Linked DNA regions of Homo sapiens: all the other regions are linked to region 3. Evidence: chromatin contacts called from ENCODE Hi-C or POLR2A ChIA-PET data. All regions are on one chromosome and are shown on one strand. The core of a region is the stretch at or near the end of the contact, and the rest is flanking DNA. Distances in the headings are between cores, read along the strand shown. Region 1 overlaps LOC105370777 (a long non-coding RNA gene). Region 2 overlaps LOC105370777 (a long non-coding RNA gene). Region 3 overlaps LOC105370777 (a long non-coding RNA gene).

Evidence for each region. Hi-C counts contacts between places; a loop is a spot of excess contacts on that map. ChIA-PET counts read pairs that join two places held with the same protein, here RNA polymerase II (POLR2A). Pooled maps may share reads with other maps.
Region 1: a map of HepG2 shows a loop between it and region 3 (2.2-fold over the local background). The contact joins two enhancer-like sites. A Hi-C loop is called at or near these places in 2 of 168 maps with a recorded cell type or tissue (HepG2 and endothelial cell of umbilical vein) and 1 of 50 pooled maps. POLR2A ChIA-PET finds 5 or more read pairs at or near these places in 5 of 52 experiments (CD8-positive, alpha-beta memory T cell, PC-9, WTC11 and 2 more).
Region 2: a map of Caco-2 shows a loop between it and region 3 (4-fold over the local background). The contact joins two enhancer-like sites. A Hi-C loop is called at or near these places in 6 of 168 maps with a recorded cell type or tissue (Caco-2, HepG2, PC-3 and 2 more) and 1 of 50 pooled maps. POLR2A ChIA-PET finds 5 or more read pairs at or near these places in 1 of 52 experiments (BJ).

The regions. Positions count from the first base shown.
Region 1 is chr15:39,358,645-39,362,529 of GRCh38, reverse strand. The region is part of intron 1 of LOC105370777 (a long non-coding RNA gene); the gene reads left to right. Among named protein-coding and RNA genes, the nearest start is that of LINC02915, 110 kb to the right of the region's middle. Within about 2 kb of position 1,854, at least 2 of the 41 ENCODE cell types and tissues checked have a DNase peak (open chromatin) inside an H3K27ac peak, as active enhancers do; they include endothelial cell of umbilical vein, where a contact is called at or near this core.
Region 2 is chr15:39,272,142-39,276,273 of GRCh38, reverse strand. All of the region lies in intron 1 of LOC105370777 (a long non-coding RNA gene), which reads left to right. Among named protein-coding and RNA genes, the nearest start is that of LINC02915, 24 kb to the right of the region's middle. RefSeq lists enhancers at 407-906, 907-1,408. Within about 2 kb of position 2,198, at least 4 of the 41 ENCODE cell types and tissues checked have a DNase peak (open chromatin) inside an H3K27ac peak, as active enhancers do; they include endothelial cell of umbilical vein, where a contact is called at or near this core.
Region 3 is chr15:39,122,091-39,126,155 of GRCh38, reverse strand. The region is part of intron 1 of LOC105370777 (a long non-coding RNA gene); the gene reads left to right. Among named protein-coding and RNA genes, the nearest start is that of LINC02915, 130 kb to the left of the region's middle. Within about 2 kb of position 1,927, at least 5 of the 41 ENCODE cell types and tissues checked have a DNase peak (open chromatin) inside an H3K27ac peak, as active enhancers do; they include endothelial cell of umbilical vein, where a contact is called at or near this core.

The DNA of each region.
Region 1 (3,885 bases), core at 605-3,104, 240 kb before region 3:
AGGGTAATGGTTAAATGTTAGAGAAAAGTCATAAAGACCAAGACTGTGAAATAAGATGACAATATTGATACTGACAGATAAATCTTAAAATAATCTTTCTGCTAGTTGGCAAGTTCACTATAGATAGAGGTCGTGTCTTGCCCAGCTTTGAGCCAACAGTGCCTAGCACACTGAAAGCGTCAATAAATGAATGAAACTCTTCTCATTTGTCTCCTGGCCCTTGAATTGTCCTCTTACAGATGTGAATCTAGTGGTTAAACTATCTTTTTTTTTTTGAGACGGAGTCTCACTCTGTCATCCAGGCTGGAGTGTAGTGGTGCTATCTTGGCTCACTGCAACCTCTGCCTCCCGGATTCAAGTGATTCTCCTGCCTCAGCCTCCCTAATAGCTGGGATTCCAGGTGTCTGCCACCACAACTGGCTAATTTTTTTTTTTTTATTTAGTGGAGACGGAGTTTTACTATGTTGGCCAGGCTGGTCTCAAACCCCTGACCTCGTGATCTGCCCGCCTCATCCTCCAAAGTGCTGGGATTACAGGCATGAGCCATCATGCCCGGCCTGGTTAAAATATCTTTAAAATGTCTTTGAGAGAATATTTTATAGCCAACTCAGTAACTTCTACTCCCGATGCTTATATTCTTAAAGCATTCATTTTGCATTTTAACCTACATCCTACCTGCCGTTATTCAAAACTTTTGTTTTGTTCCGTCCTTCATGAAACTAAATGTCTCCATCTTCCATATAAAGTGGTCTCCTAAGTTAAGTAAATGGTCCAAGTGAGCCACTGCTGTCCTCAAACAGTGAGAGGACCCAGCATACATGAGTCACAAAGCCACATGAATGACAGACACACACATACACACACACACGCATAATGTGTTCTAGAGAAGCAACAATGAAAAACATGTACATGACTATGTGGATGTTTCCTTGGCTAGTATGTTTTTCTGTTGATGCTTTGCTTCTAAATAATATTGAGCTCCTAATCTTGCATAATAGTGTAGCAACTTTTTAACTTTTAGGGGTTAGTTTTTAATTTTCTTGTACCTTTTTAATTTGAAAAATGTCAAACTTAAAAGAGGAAATTCCTATATACTCTTCCTCCCCCCAGGTTATCACCATTTCATTTGATTTTGTTCTCTTTCTCTGCATGTGTTTTTCAATCTTTTTTTTTCATTATTGTTCCCTCAAGGAGGCATTTTAGACCTTTTTTTCCCTAATTACCCCATGGAAGTTTAAGACCACAGACATATCGTGTATCTGTTTGTGTAGTGTGGCCTTTTGGGGAGCCACAAACCATTGTATCTAAGAAATTTCTATCCCCTAAGAGCCGATGTTTACCCTCTAATTTGTCTGTATCACTTGAGAGTAAGTTGGAGACATAGTGTACTTTCCCCTAAATATTTCAGTATTTATTTTCTAAGAACAAGGGCTGCTTCTTACATAACCAAAATACAAATATCAGAATCAAGAAATTGAACATGGGCATAGTATTGACATAGTATTATTATTTAACCCACAGTCCATATTCAAATTCTGTCAATTGTCCCAATAATGCTCTTTATAGCTACTTTTTCTCAGCCAGGTTTCAATCCAGGATACATAGGGCAGTTAGTTGTTGTGTCTCTTTAGTCTCTTTTATTGTAGAATATTTCCTCAGTCTTTCTTGATCTTGACATTTTAAAAGAGTACAGAGTATTCTGTAGAATGCTTCTCAATTTGGTTTTGTCTAGCATTTTGTCTGGATTAGATTCAGGTTATACATTTTTGGTGAAAATGCCATTAAAATGATGTTATGTCTTTCTTGGCACATCGGGACACACATGATGTCAGTGTGTCCCATTACTGGTGATGTTGACTTTGATCATGTGCTTTAGGTGGTGTCTGCCAGTTTTCTCCACTGCAAAGTTACTATCTTCCCCTGGTAATTAATAAGTAATTTGTGGGGGAAATACTTGGATGCTGTGTAAATATCCTGTTTCTCATAAAACGTTATCTGCTGGGTTTAGCATCTATGAATGATCTTTCAACCCTGCCATCCTTCTATAGTTTTTAGGTGGAATTCTGCTGTAGGAAAGAACTTTCTCTTTGCCCTGCTTATCTACTGGACTCCTGAATTCTAATTTTATTCATTAATTCATGATCTGGAACAGAAACCTATAGTAGTGAACAGAGGCTAAAGGCAATTAGCTCATAAGAAACACACAGAACATATCCACACACACATACTAAATGTGTATACACACACAGGACATATATATACACATATACTAAGCGTATACACACACACACACACACACACACACACACACACACACAGAGACACAAAAATATTGGAGACAGCTTCTAAGACCATTTGCTGATGAAGGCATTGCTTATTCCACAAAAGGCAGAACACGTGTGATGGACTTCTCAGAGAAAGCCGAAATCAGTATTCACAGCTTCTAACAGTAAATTGAACATGAAAAAACTCCACTAACTACTGATCATTGGACCTGATTGCTTGTGGTTCTGGGAGAGAGAAGAGACATCTGCACAGGAATTGGAGCCAGGCCCTGCCGCATGCAGCCATCAGCCTCAATGTGACACTATGAGCTTTGGCTGGGAATAAGACACTACATCTTGGCTTGGGGACACAAACCTGGAGTACTACCAGAGTAAGGCAACCAACCCAAAAGCTACTTGACAGGGAGAGGAGTCTACCAAAAAGAAACAAAACAAACAAATTCCCTCCCAAACAAGGTAAGCTTTCAAGAAAAATTACAAAGCACACAAGAATATTTTCTGGCATGAGGATAGTCAACAGACCCAAGAATCTGTGGAGTCCATGCATGAAGAACCAGACATAATGGTGCAATATTAAATGTTAAAATAAGGATTCTTGAATCATCAAATAAGTAAAAGAGGGAAGGGGAACAAAGAATTCTTAAGAATAGATAGGGATTAAAATATAGAAACCTTGGAAGTGAAAAGTGTAGTCATTGAAATAGAAATTGCAAGTGATAAGGTGAACTGTAGACTAGACATCTGGGCCAGTCTAGGGTGAGGCAAGGAAGGTATCCAGGGTGCAAAATGTAAGAAGGCACTCACTGTCGCTGCCAACCCTGAACTAGCGCATGCCCAAGAGTGAGTGACTTCTTACATTGTACACTCTGAGTACCTTGCTTGTCTTACCCTTGTCCCATCGCTGGTTGACACAGTGGAAGGGAAAATTATGAACTGAAGATAAAACTAAAGGAATGACTGGGATAGCAGATAAAGAGGTTTAAAAATGAAAAGAGCAGCTGAGAGATCTGGAAGAAAGCTCCAAATTATATTTTTTAAATCCCAGAGAAGAGAAAAATAAAGAGTAAAAAAAATATTGAGAGGTAACCTGAAAGTTTCTACAAGTAAAAATGTTAACCCTTTGATTGAAGAATTTCATCCTTATAAATGAAACTTTAAATGATTTATGATTCATTGCTGAAATATGAAGGGCCCAAATTCCTAATGATCCCCTGACCCTGGCCAGTTTAATTGGGTTGAGTAAATTCTATTTAACCTCAGGGCATTGGCTCATTAGAGAGAATTATGTATGGTACAAAGATTATATTCTCAGTTCTACTTGTCTGGTTGGTAAACAGTCTGTGACTGGTTTCTAGTACTCAGCCACTTCCTAGCAGCAGTGGCTCTATGGTGACTCGACTGTATCATCACTCACTGAGGGGAGGTAAAAGCCTTTTGTTGGCAGCTGTAGTTCGGAGTTAGGCTAGATGCGTGTTTGAAACCACCCACCTACAGGTCTTTCCTCCTTGCTACTGTGTGTGAAATGTTTTCAGCTCCCTGTGCCTCTGCTCTGGTAATAGGCCTCCACTGGCAAGGGAAATGTGTTTTGCTTATCAGACTG
Region 2 (4,132 bases), core at 949-3,448, 150 kb before region 3:
TGTCTTTGCTTAGTTTTCAAAGGCCTAAAATTGTTATTTTTGACAATGTTATCCAATTTTACAGTCATTTCTTGGGGAGATTTACTGATTATCATGGTGAGAAATCTTTCTCTGACAGATATATTTTGACAAAGGAGAGGCAGAAAAAGACAAAGGCTATGATAGCATGAGAAAGCTACTAGGAACAGTTTTCCCTGTGATTTGTAAACCTGTAACTAAACCTCCAGGCTTTTGGTTCAAGGAGCTGTAAGGATTAAACATCCCCGAATACAGTTATTTTAACCAAATGACTCGACGATGAAACAGGTTTAATAATATGCATAATTATTGTGTCATGGGAATTAAATACTAGGATAAAGAATTTACAGAAAATATATCATATTTTATACATATTTATATGTATCTTTTTGTAATACACATGATATATACTACAAAAATTATAATTACTACCATATCTAGCTCAGAAAATCTTTAGATTTTTTTAAAATTATGAGAATGATTAAGGATCCTAGAAGACTATCAATATCAGCATTTTTCCTTGATGCTTCACTTAATGGAAATTGGTGCCATCCTAAATTAAATGTTAAATAGTAAGTGTTGTATTCCTTGCTCTTTGTTTCTGTCAGATATTAGGGACAGAGACAAGTTATCAGCCCCTCCATCTCTGCTCCAACTCTCTGAAACCTTTATGAGGACCTCATGTTCCCTTAACTGGAGGCAAAGCCCTTTCCTTCCAGCAGCAGCGAGGAGAGGCGGTGAACACGCAGGGTGATGGCCTCTCAACCCCCTGCCATGTGGCTGGCTCACAGCCTTCTCAGCTTGCATGTGAAAAAGGAGTTTATGGGCCACCTGATGGCCCTGGCTCTGAAGAGATGGAAGAAACAAGGGGTCTTCTAAGCGTCAGGAAGCTGATGCTGTCTGTTGAGAGGCTTCTCTGACATCACTCCCTCACCTTCTACCACCCTGCTCACCTGCCTCCAGGCTCTAGCAACTGGGCTACTTGCCGCGGGCCTCTAGGCCAGCATGGAAATCCCCACAGCAGAGGGAAATCCCAGCAGAGGCCTAGGGTCCCCAAGGATAGCATGCAGGCCTGGAGGGGCTGGGGAGAGGGGCAGGAGGGCCAGCTGCTTCCCACTGCTGCCTCAGGAAAATGAGGCAGAACTAGACTATCCTAAAGACCTTACTGATTTTCACTGAACTTCTGTTCAGCTTTTGTTGGCCCTTATCTTCTGGTCTCCTGTAAGATTTTTTTCTGGGCATCAAGGATTGGACTAACCAAGCTTCACCTTTTGTTTTTGTTACTTGTGTGTTTCGTCTCTTTTCCTCAAATATCAGGTTAGGGTGTGTGGCGGTGACATTACTTCTTCAGCTATTTATCTTTCTATAATATTTCCATAGTCCTCTCCCTATTTCTCTGCAGTTTCAGCCTTTTTTGTTTGTTGTTTGTTTTTGAGACAGGGTCTCATTCTGTCACCCAAACTGGAGTACAGTGGCACGATCATAGCTCACTGCAACCTTTGCCTCTGGAGGTTCAAGCCATTCTCCCACCTTAGCCTCCTGAGTAGCTGGGACTACAGGTGCATATCACCATGCCTGGCTAATTTTTGTATTTTTAATAGAGATGAAGTTTCACCATGTAGCCTAGGCTGGTCTTGAACCCCTGGGTTCAAGCGATCTGCCTGACTCAGCCTCCCAACGTGGTAAGATTACAGGCATGAGCCACTGCATCTGGCCTCTGCAGGTTCAGCTTTTAATATTTTGCACGAGTTCATCAGGTCAAATTTTAGTTGTGTTCCAAATAGAATACAAAACATTCTGGTAATTGACGAGTACAGTGTTTCTCAATCATAGCTGCTTATTAGAATCACTAGGTGGACGAGGCTATTTGAAAATCCTGGTACCCAGGCTGTACACTCTGGTCCAGTGAGACCAGAATCTCTGGTTGTGCAATCCAGGTAGTCTGTACTAAGAAACAGTGCTCTCATGGCAAGTAATACCTTTATGTGGCACACTAATATTTGTCTTTGCTGTTTTATCTTAAACCAACATTTACCACATCCTCAAAGGATACATTAGAATATTAATTGGCAAAGAGTATAGCCATGCAGAAACTGAATTATATCATGGTCTCCATTGCAGTCTGTAAATACTTCTGAGGTCGTGTTGGCAGAATGCCTTTCAGTGTCCTTGTATTTGCTAGCTGCTTTGGTGGCTGACAGCCTAAAAGAGACTTGCCTCAGGAGAGCAAATAAGAAAAAACAAATAAAACTGTAGATATGGATGTCGTCACATTTCAAAGACTGCTGGCCCATTATGTAAAATGCAATGACACATTATTACAAATATTTACCTTAATTTTTCCCCCCTGTAGTCTTTGTTCTCATTTAAACACTGAATGGCCATTGACTTCTTTTGAAAAAGAAAAAGAAAAATGGTAAGTCTTTCACTACCTTTCTCTTCAGACTTGACTTAGATTTCCTAGTCCCGCTGTTTGAGATGACTTGATTGCCTCTGTTTCAAGCTCTGTGGTTCATTTCTTCAGCCTCTAAGCTGTTTCAGCTTCCTTTAGGCCATGGATAGAAAGCTGGTGAAAATCGGCAAATATTTTGCATAAATAGTTGTTGGACCCCAAACCTCCACAAACCAACTTTTGAGTTTTTTTCTTTTTAAGGAGAAATGGGTAGAGAAGTGAGAACCAGTTTTATGGATCTGGTGCCTAGCAAGGTGCCTGGCAGGCAGTCTGAGAGCCCCAGATATTTGTTGAGAACCTGAAACACAGTGCTCGATGGAGTTCTCCTCTATTTCTAATCGCGGATGGTATTCGGGGGTTAGCAAGCAGAAAGAATTTCCCGGCATGAGAGAGGTAAAAGGGAAGAATGTCTCATCCAGAATTTTGGCAATTCCATTTTAGAATTTTCTTTTAATTGGAGGGGCATATTGTTTGTTTGCTTTTTAAAGAAAAGAATCACAGTTATTTTAGGATGTGTGATCCTGGAAGATATTATATTCAGATCTATTTAAAAGAAAAACATTTAACTTTTTTCCAAGACTCAGTCCCTGCTCTAAGTTTTCTCATAGTGCGTAAGTTTGTCAGGCATGTTTCTATATTCATTGGAAAGAATAAATGACAGTTGGAAATAGAAGGATTGGGGCAGCTGCAAATGACAGGCAGGCTGCACACTGGAAATGCCATGGGGTAGAATTCCTGAGACTGCAGTACAAGCAGTATTCCCTAGACCTGTGAACTTCAGTGGTCCTGAGAAGGAGACTGGACCTTCTTCATGCCAGTAATGACAGTGAAGAATCACAGTTGTCATTTCCACCTCTGCTTACAATATTCGGTTGACTAGTGTTTAAGGGTATTCAGTAATTGTATTCTCAGATCTGGTCCATGCATTGCTACCTTAGTCCACTTTAGGGGTAATAGCATAGGCATAGGAAGAACATCTACTGACCTGGTAGAAAAGATGCTCTGATAACATATGCATCGTTTATTTGGACAATAATAACATTCCAAGGAGCAAAGGTCAGACTGTGCCTTTCATCATTTTCTCAGACAGTCTTCTTTTAGCCACAGCACCTCAGCTGGGGCAACCATGAAGTACAGCTAATTTTCCAGTAGAGGACAGAACTGTGGTTTGCTATGTAGAATAATCTCAGCCTGCTATAATTAATATTATTTTTCTCCCTGTTCTTCCTGTCATTCCCATCATGATATAATAGCTCACTACTACCCAAGAGTCACAGAAAACTAGATAACTAGATGGAATTGTTTGGCCTGGTCCTCTGGATAAACATCTCTTGCCATTGTCACACTGAGGGTCCCCTCTTAGCCCAGTCACCTGGTTTCTCCATATGATTCTGGAATCTGGTTGTCTGTTGGACTCTCATAGAAGTTCCTCTGGAGGAAAGACCGTCCACTCAGTCTACAGCCAAGCCAGGATAGGATAGGTATGAAGAGTGCTGGGTTTTCAGGAAGCAGGAGAAAGATCACCAGGCTGAGGGGCTTCCCCAGGTCCTTTCTGAAAACAGATTTGCTAGATCCTCATGACAGTTCAAACTGAGTGTTTAAGGACTTGTACTCATATACTGAATATTATGTCTCTATAATCAGGGGAGTGGACAAGGTATA
Region 3 (4,065 bases), core at 678-3,177:
AAATTCTGATTCCGCAAAGACCAGGAAGACCCACCACACAAAACCACAACTGCTCCCCCTGATGGCTGGTGCCTAGAATTTCACGCATGCATCTTAGAAAATCCCATCAGGCTAAAACAACTTTCCTATGAACATCAATAATGTGTCAGTCCATGGACACAGGAAGGGGAACATCACACACCGGGGACTGTTGTGGGGTAGGGGGAGAGGGGAGGGATAGCATCAGGAGATATACCTAATGCTAAATGACGCGTTAATGGGTGCAGCACACCAACATGGCACATGTATACATATGTAACAAACTTGCACATTGTGCACATGCACCCTAAAACTTAAAGTATAATAATAATAAAATTTAAAAAAAGAATACCATAAAAATAGATTTGAAAAAAAAATAATGTTTCAGCCATTAACACTCTCCTATATTTTATAGAGAAGCCTTAGAATAAAGGCATCTCAAAATGAAAGTTGAAGGGAAACTATAAAGCTGGAAAATACATTCAGGATGGGAGACACAGTGAAGGTCAGCTTTGCTGATTTCATAGTTCTGTGTGAATCCAGCACTGGTTACCTGTATACATTGACAATAATCATATGCTTACCCTAATATCTAGAATGGAGAAAAGACTATTTAGGGGGCTGGGAAACCCACTGTTTGTCAAACTAAAGAATGTTTGATTATCTTTCATGACTCCTCATACCATCTGGTGAGTAATAATGAGCTCATTCTACTTCATTGATTCCAACATTTGATATTTAAAAGTGGTAATAAAGACCTTCATTACCTCTAGCTAACTTGGATCTGACTATGAACTGTTTACAAAATTCCAGTTTTCAAAGGGAAATTCTTTTAGGAGAATGCTAGGCAAATGGTGGCCCACGTTGAGGGAGTAAATTGACTCTGTAGTCAGCGAAGTGATTATTTTTGTAATGGAGCCCACAGCAAAACCCTTTGCAGCACTCAGAAGTCATCAACAGAGCTTGTTCTTGGCAAACCAGAGCATTCTCTGCTTCAGAGAATTACTTTCTAATTACTAAAAACATGATACGGGAGGAACACATGTTGGCTCCAACCAAGTGTATAAGTGGTGGAAAAGTTCAGTGTAACTGTTCAGCGAAACTGTGAAGAAGTAGAGTCTATGGGACTGTTGCTGGGAACATAGGAGTGGATGGGAGCCAGGTTTTTCTTCTCTTTGTGGGATTTGGGAGTTAGGTTATATGTCCTGTCTTTGGAAATTAAGAACTGTTGATATTCAAGGATAATCAAGGAAAAGCACTTCCAGGAATGGGAAGGTACATAGGCTAATTGTATCAGTACAGCCTGTTGCCCTGTGGACTTTGGCTGCCGCGGCCATATGATCTAACTAAGATGTTAAAATAGCAGATGAACATTTGCTAGATGAAGTAAGTTTGTCCTGATGGCTAGTTCCACTCTTCACTCTCCTGATTGAAAAAAATGTTGGCTTTCCTTCACTGCGGTGTTCACTAGATAGAAACTAAAACCGGCTCTGTGAAGTGAGTGGGAGGGTGAGGAAGGAAAAACAGTCCAACTAAAGCAGCTGAAGTAGGAAAGGGTCATGTGAGGAAGTGGAAGAGGTGAATGCCCTGGAAAAGATGGATGGAGGCATTTTTCTCAGCCATTTCGTGGTTGGATTGGGAGACACTGAATTTGGAAAAGCAGTCAGACAGAAGCGTTCCGGATAGCCAAGCTGTTGGCGTACCACCGAGTGCCAATTCTCAGGGTGTTACCCAGTCATTCTTGGGGTTTGTTTAAACATGGCAAGAGTTCCTGGGAAAAACCTGAGGCCACATTACTTAGCCATTTGAACTGCGAGTCCAAAGTAATTTTTTAGCAATTACAGTAGCATATGTATTTGCAGAGCAAAGACGAGTCACCAAGTCAGAGGATGTCTGTTGTTCACAGTGTCAATATGAAACATCAGCATGCTCCTGTCTTAGTTATGGGAATTGAGCCCTGGTCCATGCTCCAGCTCTGCCATCTCCAAGGTAGTATCACAAAGCTAAATTGTGCCCCTGGACTTCTTCCTGGATGTAATCTAGGACTTGCCCTGGGGATGAAGGCAGAGTTATCCTTATTCCCACTTCTACTTCTGCCATTCCACTTTCTGTGATTACTTCGATGTTTCTCTCCCTACCTCTCCCCAGCTCATTTTATTCAGCTCATTTCCTTTTGACAAGTAACCATTCACTGACTAGCGAGTACCTGATTCAAGGAATACAAGATGACCTATAGTAACTTATACTCTGTTAAATCTAGATGATGTGACTGTAGAATGAAACTAAACATCAGGTACCTCTCAAGCACCATCTTCAGCAAATCTCAAGTTTCTTGACTGCCCACATGGATCTCTTTTTTAGACTTCATTATTTTTGTTCCTGTCTCTGCCACTCAATAGCTGTATGACATTGGTAAAGTTACCTAACTTCCCTTTGCCTCACTTTCTTCATCTTAAGATTATTATGAGGATTTAATGTAGTGTATGTAAGATCCTGTTACACAGTAAGTGTTCAATAAACATTATCTACTATTATGTTATCCTCTTTTTTTCACTGCCCATTAAGAAGACTTTTTTTTTTTTTTTTTTTTTTTTTTTTTGACGGAGTCTCGCACTGTCGCCCAGGCTGGAGTGCACTGGTGTGATCTCGGCTCACTGCAAGCTCCACCTCCCGGGTTCATGCCATTCTCCTACCTCAGCCTCCTGAGTAGCTGGGACTACAGGCACCCGCCACCACGCCCAGCTAATTTTTTTTTTTGTATTTTTAGTAGATACGGGGTTTCACCGTCTTAGCCAGGATAGTCTCGATCTCCTGACCTTGTGATCCACCTGCCTCGGCCTCCCAAAGTGCCGGGATTACAGGCGTGAGCCACCGCGCCCGGCCAAGAAGACACTGTTTTATATTAAATGTCTTTCTTAGTGCCTTTCGTTTTATTTACTACATGCACTTTATTATATATTGCTTTTTTCTTTATTGTTACGGATGTGGTATCTTAAAACAGCAGCCAGATTTCATCAGTTTGGGGGAAAAGGACCACATCTTTTATTCTCTCCATATCCTACACACTACCTAACAGTGCTAGACATACAAAGGGTGCTTCAAAAATACTTGTTAATTGAATAAAGTATGAGTAAAAAGAAAGACTCTCTCTGAGTTATAACTCCATTGAAATTTCCTCAGCAGAATGGCCCCCATACTTCATAGCTGCCTCTATGTCTTTACATAACAATCTCGGTTCTTTCTTTCTTAAATCATTTTCCTCCAACCTCTGAGCTTCTTTGCCCATTAGATGGGACCAGGATCAAGTAATATGCTGTACAACATTTGATACCATTTGGTGGCTTCCTGAGTAGTGGTCTGTTTAAAGCCATAAGCATACCTTCCTAATCTTGTAGAGCTTTCCTTTAATAGGCTAATCTTAATCAGACTATCTATGTAGCCACCCTTTATCTTTCCAACCATATATTCCCACATGCTACTGCCCCAGCTCACACACTTTGGGAGGCTCTAATCATAAGAATATACGTGTAAACTTCACACAGAACTTACCTGGGGCTGTAAAAGTGTTACAGGCAGATAGAGAATGGGCCTGAGAGTTTAAGAAATTTCACCAGAAACACAGAGCAAATAAGAGGTAGGCCTAGAACTCCCCCAGGTCCTGAAACTCTAAGTTTTCTTTCTCCCATGGTAGGCTGTTTCTTACGAAATTGAAAAACTGAGATTGTAGTAAGTAGGATGAAGTCGGGATGATGTGTATATAAAATGAAACTAAGCTCCAGGTACACATCTCTTACAAAGAGCCCCACCTGGAATACAATTTCTCTGCAAACTTTACCACCCTCGAAAAAAATTGTTTGGGAGCCTCATAAAGTACCTCCTCAGACAGTATGTTAGAAAGTATGATTTCTGAAATGGGAGTGAGAGGATGAAGTATTTGCCTTCTCTGGGGTCTGGACGCAAGAGAATTATTCCTGAGAGGGAGATTCTTTCCTCATTAGTGGCAGCATGATGTATATGGCTGACCCATTACCCGCTCTCATAGGGTAT